Linked DNA regions of Homo sapiens: all the other regions are linked to region 2. A link is a contact called in ENCODE Hi-C or POLR2A ChIA-PET data. All regions are on one chromosome and are shown on one strand. Each heading gives the region's core, a stretch centred on a gene start or an enhancer-like site at or near the end of the contact. The rest is flanking DNA. Distances are from core to core; before and after follow the strand shown. Region 1 has its middle 54 kb from the start of SYPL1. Region 2 overlaps ATXN7L1 (ataxin 7 like 1). Region 3 overlaps CDHR3 (cadherin related family member 3).

The links. Hi-C counts contacts between places; a loop is a spot of excess contacts on that map. ChIA-PET counts read pairs that join two places held with the same protein, here RNA polymerase II (POLR2A). Pooled maps may share reads with other maps.
Region 1: a map with no recorded cell type shows a loop between it and region 2 (13-fold over the local background). The contact joins two enhancer-like sites. A Hi-C loop is called at or near these places in 21 of 37 single-sample maps with no recorded cell type and 9 of 50 pooled maps. POLR2A ChIA-PET finds 5 or more read pairs at or near these places in 2 of 52 experiments (activated CD4-positive, alpha-beta T cell and activated naive CD8-positive, alpha-beta T cell).
Region 3: a map of CD8-positive, alpha-beta T cell shows a loop between it and region 2 (5-fold over the local background). The contact joins two enhancer-like sites. A Hi-C loop is called at or near these places in 2 of 168 maps with a recorded cell type or tissue (CD8-positive, alpha-beta T cell and naive thymus-derived CD4-positive, alpha-beta T cell), 8 of 37 single-sample maps with no recorded cell type and 15 of 50 pooled maps. POLR2A ChIA-PET finds 5 or more read pairs at or near these places in 3 of 52 experiments (CD4-positive, alpha-beta memory T cell, T-cell and activated CD4-positive, alpha-beta memory T cell).

What each region holds. Positions count from the first base shown.
Region 1 is chr7:106,056,753-106,059,819 of GRCh38, forward strand. No RefSeq gene overlaps it. Among named protein-coding and RNA genes, the nearest start is that of SYPL1, 54 kb to the right of the region's middle. RefSeq lists enhancers at 33-82, 593-642, 1,488-2,039, 1,723-1,882, 1,913-2,012 and a silencer at 2,353-2,472. Within about 2 kb of position 1,324, at least 17 of the 41 ENCODE cell types and tissues checked have a DNase peak (open chromatin) inside an H3K27ac peak, as active enhancers do.
Region 2 is chr7:105,807,913-105,810,659 of GRCh38, forward strand. The region is part of intron 2 of ATXN7L1 (ataxin 7 like 1); the gene reads right to left. Among named protein-coding and RNA genes, the nearest start is that of ATXN7L1, 67 kb to the right of the region's middle. RefSeq lists enhancers at 1,004-1,073, 1,194-1,303. Within about 2 kb of position 1,484, at least 8 of the 41 ENCODE cell types and tissues checked have a DNase peak (open chromatin) inside an H3K27ac peak, as active enhancers do; they include CD8-positive, alpha-beta T cell, where a contact is called at or near this core.
Region 3 is chr7:106,020,821-106,023,612 of GRCh38, forward strand. CDHR3 (cadherin related family member 3) reads left to right here. Exons shown (of 19, transcript NM_152750.5): 14 at 1,378-1,628. Among named protein-coding and RNA genes, the nearest start is that of CDHR3, 59 kb to the left of the region's middle. Within about 2 kb of position 1,456, at least 7 of the 41 ENCODE cell types and tissues checked have a DNase peak (open chromatin) inside an H3K27ac peak, as active enhancers do; they include CD8-positive, alpha-beta T cell, where a contact is called at or near this core.

The DNA.
Region 1 (3,067 bases), core at 74-2,573, 250 kb after region 2:
TTCCTCAATCTCTCCTCAAAGCTGCCTCAAAATTTAAAAAATTCTTTTATATACTCATGTGATACTTTCTCGCTTTAGGCCAAGTGAAAATAAAGGCATCTTCATAAACATTTGCTTTTTTTCTTGGTTCATGATATGACTGTACAAACTGCACTTGTGTATACGGCTTTAAACCCAGACTTCAGGCAGGGGGAACAGTCAGTGCAAAGGCCCCCAAGGCAGGGACGTCAGGAGTCCATGTGGCTTGGTCAGAGTAAGAAGGTGGGAGAGTGGTAGGGAGTGAGGCTCATGGAGTGAGAGGTGGGCAGTGTGGACCTGAGCATGGGCCCCAGAGAAGGTGCAGTTTCAGGACAGAAGCACAAGGTGGCACCGTGACACTCCCCTCAGTCACTGTGGACCGCATGTGCGGTGGTAGAGAAGACACATCTTCTTATCCTCCAAAATGGCTCTGCCAGGGAATGAAAGTCCAGCCGACTCCAGCAAATTAGAAACTGTACTCTTAGGACTGGAAAAGCTTTCGAGACCTCTCAATCAGGGAGGTTTCCATGTGGGGTCCATGATGCCTATGCATGGACTCCAGGACCCAGGGGATCCCCTGAATTGCAGTGTGCTTTTCAGGAGAAACCTCCAACATTTTCACTCCAAGGGGTCTATGACCCAAAAAAGGTGAAGAACCTCTGACTACCACTGGTGCTCCCACCAAGGCCAGACTTGACAAGAACTTCCTCAGCAACAGGCAGCCCCGGCCAATTCCACATTATTACCAGGTGCCTGGAGACCTGTGAGTCCTTTGCTATCTCAGTGGAGGCACCCAGTAATGCTTGGAACCGCTGGGCCTGAGGACACTCGGGCTCTCCTTCCAGAAACTAGAGCTTTTGTGAGGGGCCAGCAAATTTGCATACGTGCACCCGTGCACACACGCACACACCCCTCTCTCCACTGTCTTTAGATTGAAGAAATCACATCTTCTGCACATGAACGTCCTGTTGGTTCTCAAAGGTGCCTGGATGTTTCTGTGATAAGTAAAATATGATTGCACAATGTGGTTACTGAATTTGCAGTCACTTTGATCATTATATAGTTTCTCACCCACTGGATGTTTTATAGAAGTCTAATATAGAATTGATCTAATTGAAGTTTAATATATATTCGACTCTATGTGTCCAATATAATGAATGGGGCAGGGAGTCTGTCAGATATTTTGAGCTAAATGAGAAACTTCATAATCAAAATGGTGGGAGCCACAGTCTGGTGAAAGGGAGGGGTCGTGAGTGATGTCTGATGGCCAACAGGTGAGCTGGGACGGCGCAGGGGGCGCGGTGGGGGCAGGACAGGAAGCTGCGTGGGCAGCAGGTGGAGGGTGTGAGCAGAAGTGAGACTGGAGCCTGTGGGGTTGCTCAAGTGGAACTGCAGAAGGAGATCAAGAATGAGGGAAGATGCAAATTTTTAATTCAGCATCTTCTAAAAAAAAGTCCCAGAAATGACTGTATTTGCTATTGGTGTTTTAAAATATCCATTAAATACCACATTTGCCAGCATCACTTCTCTTATCCCGGCTGCTCTAGCAGCCTGAATTCTGCCTTTTTCTTCCCTGAGAGCTGGGCTCAGGGAACCCGCGTATCGACCTCAGGGGGTCAGGCCTGCAGGTGGGTGGCTCCCCTGGGACTCTTTAAAACCAAACCCCGAGCAGAAAGGAGAGGCTGAGGTTTGGGGCTCCTTTAAAGGCCTCCTCTCAGCTTGTCTCCAGTTCACTGCCTAAGAATGTCCTCCAGACACAGGCTCTGAGGCCAGAGCTATTGAATATTTATCAAGGCCTCCTGGCAGACGTGGGAGACTGAGAACAGGAAAATCAGGCCCAGGCGGGCATCTGTGGAGCCTGCCTGGGTGCTAGCCAGATGCTGCAAGATTCAAGTTGCCCGTTGACTCTGCAGAGCCTGCCCCGCCCTGTCCTCCCTCCTCGGGGAGGCGTGCATGGGCCTGGCTGCTGTCAGGGTGTTTGCTTCTTGTCACCATCCTCCATACTGACTTCCATTGCAAGCCCTGCCCCACTGTGGCTCCATTGTCTGCAGTGGCCTGGGCTGACCAGCTCAGCCTGGAGCCCTGCCCTGGGACGATGCGGGCTAACACAGTGACACAAAGCCCTGCTTTGTGGCCCTGACAGGAGGATTTATCATTAGCTGTGAGATGGTCCCTGGCAGATCCTGGCATGTGGTGAGCAGACAGATCTGTGCTGATCACAGTATTTTGAGTACCCCCAGTTGAATACAGCATCTGGGGCCCTCAAATCTGCCACATGGATCTTATGGCTTCAGGCTCACTGGCACCTTTTGTGTTGGCCGAAGTACGGGTAGGGGGTAGATTAGGAGCACTAGCTTGTACCCAGTGACGTCTGGGGGCTGGTTTACAGGAAAGGCACCCTAAGGTTGTGCAGGCCCTGACATGTGGTCCTCCTGGCATCTGGGGACAGCATGTCAGGTTTGGGGTCTGCCCATCCTTGCCTTGGGCACAGGTCCCCAAACAACAGCAGCATCCCTGTGGGTGGGATATCTGACCAGCAGAAAATGGAAGTGAATATCTCTTTGATCTTGGAGTGAGGAAGAATTTCTTAAAAATAACACACCAAAAAATCACAAATCATAAAAAAGAAAGATTCATGATTTCAACCACGTTAAATTTAAGAACCTTGGTTCATCACAGGTATTTTAAAGAAACTCAGAAGATAAGCCACAAGCTGGGAAAAGATATGTGTAGCACTTAAGTGACAAAGGATTAGCTTCAAGAATATATCGAGTCCTGAATGCCTGGTGGGGTGGAGGGAGTGGGAAATAGACAGATAGTTCAGAAGAAAAATGGGAAAAAAATATGAATAGGCATTTGACAGAAGAGGCAACACATAGGGCCAGTCAACATAGGGATGTGCTAACCTAGTCAGTGTCCAGGAAATTGCAAAACAGGCAGTGAGATCCATTTCCTCCAGTCTGTTTCCTCCAGTCTCTCTCCGGGGCCTGGAGATGCTCCTTGGATGGTTCTCAGTGGCCCTGGTCCTCTCCCTGGGAAGCCTGGCCTG
Region 2 (2,747 bases), core at 234-2,733:
TGGTTTGTTGCACAGCAAAAGCTAGCTAACTGATACAAGTCCTTAAAGAGGCCTGAGCTAGCATCTCCTTCCAGCTCTGAAGCACTGGAGGATAATTCTTGGATCTCTAGTGTCCACAGACTCTTTCTGCAATGTCAGAACCACCCAAGAATACAGCACTGTCCTTGGCCTGGAGGGTCACTCTGCTCCTAGAAAGCAGGAAAAGGAAGAGGCCTTTATATACCTTCTCCCCAGGACACACAGGGCCTGCAGGCAGCCCTGGTGGGTGCCAGGTTACTTAGGGACAAGGTGACAGTGGCATGCTTTTGCCATTTGTCCCCAGCCAAGTGTTTTTCCACTGATGTGAAAGGAAAAAGATAATTTCTCTAGTGAGCCCTACTGCAAAGACTCTGAGGCAGCATTTCATCAAAGGGTGCTGGGAAGCACTGGGGAGACAGCAAAACCCAAAAACCTCCAGCTCCACTCAGCAAGGAGCTTGCTGCTTCTGTTTCCAGAGAGGCGGAAAAATGAATGAGCACTCAGGAAAGCCAACCTGATCAGTGGCACTTTGATAAGATGACAAAATTGCTCCCTCCTCCAGTCCAAATCCACTCTCTGTGGTGAACTATTATGGGAAGGAAGCATCAACTAATTAGAAGCATCTCTGGGACATGAGAAAAATCAGCACCTAAAATGCCTAAGCAGAGAGAATTCCTTGTTAAGAAGAGAGAAAACAAAACAAAAAACTGCTAGGATGTCACTTTGCCCAAGCATATTTATAAAGGGAGGAGGAGATAAGAATTAATTGGGACAGGAGCTTCTACCTAAGTGACATAAAAGACACAATTATTTTTGCTGCTTTTACAGATCAAGTGCCCCTTCCAGGTGGGGATAGAGCCCTGGCACCACCCACCATTTTGAAAAATGACTTTTAGTCTTCCGTAGTTCTAACTAAGCTTGAAATTAAGATGGTTCTTTTGTTTACTCCCCCTGTTGGGGAAGCTCTAACCACCTATCAAAAACACCAATGTCTGGATTATTTATTTCTCATTGTCCAACCTACGGGGCATAGAAGAGTTTTATGAAGCCAACATGTGAGGCGTTTCTCCCAAAGAAGCGTGGATGCACCTCCCCATATTGCAGAGCCCTTTTATACTATGGTCCTTTGATAATCTGGATTTTGACAGACAGAACTAATGCCTGACTTGGAGCAGGACAAAGAGCCCTGGAAGTCAGAGGCTTCATTCTTGTCACCCTCTTTCCTTTATAAGCTGCGAGCACTTGGGTAAGTCCCTTAACCTTGAGAAAATTCAATAAAACAAAGGGTTAGTGACTAATATATTACATCCTTTTTAAAAAACAAGTTGTGGTTTAAAAAGCCCCATATAACATGAGATCTACTGTCTTAACACATCTGTGAGTGTATAGTACAGTATTGTTAACCATAAGCACACTGTTGTAAAGCAGATCTCTAGAACTGACTCAGCTTGCACTACTGAAACTCCACGCCCACTGAGCAGCAACCTCACTTCCTCCTTCCTCCGGCCCCTGGCACTCAACCATTCTATGTTCTGCTTCTACGAGTCAACTGCCTTAGATACCTCATATCAGTGGAATCAGGCAGTATTGGTCCTTTATGACTGGCTTATTTCATTTAGCATAGTGTCCTCAAGGTTCAAATATATATCCTTACAATGATACTGACATGGTACTCACTGTTTCCATGGTAAGTGGTTACATATATTAACGTATTTAGCCCTCACAGAAACCCTTCAAGGTAAGGTGGCATGATTATCTCCTTTTGATAGATGAGGAAACTGAGGCAAAGGGAGGTGAAGTGAGGTGCCTATGCTTACCTGCTGTGTAAGTGGCTCCAGACTCCTTTTTTTTTTTTTCCAAGACAGGGTCTCACTCTGTTGCCCAGGCTAGAGCATAGTTATGCTATCATAGCTCACTGTAGCTTTGACCTCCTGGGCTCAAGTGATCCTCCCAACTCAGCCTCCCAAGTAGCTGGGACGAAAGGCACATGCCACCACATCCACCTAATTTTTTAAATTTTTTGTAGAGACGAGGTCTCACTATGTTGCCCAGGCTGGCCTCGAATTCCAGGACTCAAATGATCCTCCAGCCTTGGCCTCCCAAAGTGTTGAGACTACAGGTGTGAGCCACCACACCCAGCCCAGACTCCATTCTCTTGAACATAACACCATGTTCTTTCTGTACAGTTTAAAATTTCTATTTTAGCAAGTAGGCTCACAGAGATACTGAAGTCACTGAGGAAGATGGCAAAAGATGGGGCAGGGAGGATAAACGAGATGTGGTGTTGGAGAGATCTACCCTTGTATAGTTCAGAGTGGTCTTTCACAGCAGGAAGAGGATGGCCTTGGAGCCAGGGAGACCTGGGCCCAGTCCTGGCTCTCCCTTGCTCTAGGCCCTTGGGAAACACCAGTCACCAAAACTGGCAAGACCCTTGCCTTGTAGACATCACATGCTAGCAGGTGAGACAAACAACAAACAATAAGTATTCCCAATAATGTCTGCTATAGAAAGGGTAAAGTGTTATAAAAAAACAAACAAACAAAACACTGGTGCTGGGAAGGCTGGCTGGAATTGTAAAAAGGGTGCCACTGAGAAGGTGATATCTGAGCAGACTAGAAGAAGGTGAGAAGGTAGATTGTGAGGCTGGAGCACATCTAGGGGATGGTGTTCCGCACAGAGGGAAGAGCTAGTGCAAAGGTCCAGAGAAGGGGAGAGCCTAGGACGTATGA
Region 3 (2,792 bases), core at 206-2,705, 210 kb after region 2:
ACACAAAATCTAGCAGCCCCTATGCTTCCTGGCACTCCTCTCAGTTTCCCCTTCTTGTCTTACTCCTCCCAGACCCCATACGTGACTGCCCAAAGGCCCAAGAAAAGGGTGAACCCCCCAATTCCTGACTACAGTATGAGTCATAAAGCATATTAGTGTTGTTAGAAAAAATGCAGTCCAACTTTTCGACCACCTCTTTTCCTGAAAGCTGGTAGTGGGGGCAGGGAATCCCAGTCCTCTCTCTGGATAATAATAGATTAAATAGATTAAGTGCGTTTTGAAACGTGTCCTCAGGAATTCTCTTCTGCTCCATTCATCTTCTGTCTTTAAAAATATACCATCGTAGGGAAAAAAGAGCACCCCTCAATGGAAATTAGACCAAAATAGCTCATCTAATGAAGTGCTGGGGCCAGAGATTTAAACCCAAACAAGCAGAACAATTCCACGTGAGAGAGTAAAAATCCATCCCTGCTGCCTGCTGTGCCCTTGGCCGAGCAGGAACTTGAACAGTAGGAAGCCTCTCGAGCTGGCTGTGTCACAAAACCCAGGGGCAGAAACTGCCTCGAGACTGCAGTTGCCGAAGATGGAAACAATCCATACTGAGAGCCCTAAGGCCTTTATGGAGCATTTTGCTGTTAAGGGAGCAAAAATTGCATCATCTCCTGCTCCATTTACTGGTGTTCAGTCGGTAATGAGTCTGGAGCCAGTGGAGGAATGAGCGGGCATGTGCTTGGGCTGGCAGCCTCTCTGCCCCAGGCTCCCTGAGCTGAGCCATGAGCCCCAGCAGAGCTGTGTGTGTGTTTGGGGGTGTGATGGGGTGGGTTCAGGAGGACCTGGGACTGCAATTCCCGCAAAGCCAGGAGGCACCTTCCTTTGGAGGACTCCAGGGACAGCCATAACCAGTGTGACCCACTGGGTCCTGTGAAAAGCATGCAGTGAACTTGGCCTATGGCTAGGGATGTGACCTATTCTACCCTCTTGAAACCCACTCATTTGTTTGAGTGTGAATTACACGTGTTGTTACCAAATAATTGCCGGATGAGAAATCAGAAGGGGCTGCACCAGGGTTACAAAGTCTCTGCTTAATACTCAGCAAGATGGCACCTAGGCTAAGGGTGTTGTACTATTGTCCTTTTCTACTCAGCCTTGTTTGCAGCCACACTGGTTGTGAGCAAGAGTTTCTTTGTACTAATGCCATCTCTGGTGCAGTTAAAGCCTGTAGCATATAACTAATCCAGCTCTGGTGTATCAGAGACACAGTCTACACTTGAGGTGTGGACATTTGAGAAAAAGATTGAATGCAGTTTTCTTCTAAACCTTTATTTCTTACTCTCTTTTCTTCCTTTTACCAACACCCCTGCATCAAATCTCATTTAGGTAACGTCAACAATCATTTCACCTTCTCTCCCAATGCTGGTTCCAATGTCACACGCCTGCTGCTTACATCTCGCTTTGACTATGCTGGTGGGTTTGATAAGATCTGGGACTACAAGCTACTTGTCTACGTAACTGATGACAACTTGATGTCTGACAGGAAGAAAGCGGAGGCTCTTGTTGAGACAGGAACAGTGACACTGAGTATTAAAGTCATTCCCCACCCAACCACTATCATCACCACGACCCCCAGGGTAAGGGCTTTAGGACCTGGAATCCCCAGGCACATTCCCTTGTGAGTTATGTTGATGGACTTCTTTCCCCGGCCTGGAGGTATGTGGGGTGGACTGAAGAGTTGAGGTATTAGGATGTTGCCAAAAATGGCAACCATGGGCTGGACTGGAGTAGCTGCAGGGTGGCAAAAATCTGGTGAGACCTCAGACTCATAACCGCTAACTCAACCACTAACATTTCCTGTTCTGGTAGAGAAGAGTGTGTTGTTTGTGCAGAGACTTGTGAGAGATCAGACCTCAACCATCTGTGTGGCTTGTGGCACAGGAGCTGATTTCCATGGGCATGCTGCCAGTTGCTACCTTCACAACCCCTCTCTGCTTGTTCAGAAGAGTCTTTGCAAGTCAATATCCATGAAATTAGGTTGCTTGCTTACTGCTGGGTGCTCTTTCCCACATCTTTTGAAGAATCACCAGGTACCAATCTGTACCCTACACCCCACCTCCGCTCCAAAAAAATTCATCCAATCTACAAATATCGATTTAATGCCTATAGTGTGCCAGTCACTTTAGCAAACAAGCCAAAAATGATCCCTGCTCTCAGAAAGCTTATTGTATAGGCGAGTGATTCTCTAAGTGCGGTCCCTAGACCATCAGAATCAGCACCACCTGGAAACTGGTTGGAAATGCAAATTCTCAGGCCCAGCCTAGATTATTAAAGTTATAGGTTACCCAACCATGATCATCACCATGACCTCCAGGGAAGGATGCTGGAACCTGGAATCCCCAACTCTATCCCCTAACCTAATGAATCCGAAGCTCTGGAGGTGGGGTCCAGTGAGCTGTGTTTTCAATCAGCCTTTCAGGGAATTCTAATGTGCATTAAAGTCTGAGAGCCACTGATCTAGAGGGGGAGATAGATTACAAACAAGTATTCAAATTGACAAAGTAAATACAGACTGTGGGAAAGGGTAGGAAGAAAATGACCAGGTGCTATCACAGAATTGGCCTGGAGAAGGAAGGGAGAGCCTTGAATCTGACAACAGGATTATCTTCCCTGCCCCTTGGAGGAACTGGCTTGCATCTATGCTGACTCATCTGTCCCCTTTCTTCCTCCTCCTCTTCCTCCTCCTCCTCCTCCTCCTAGTAGAAGCTGCACCCCTGGTCAGCAGCCTGATACCTGCAGCA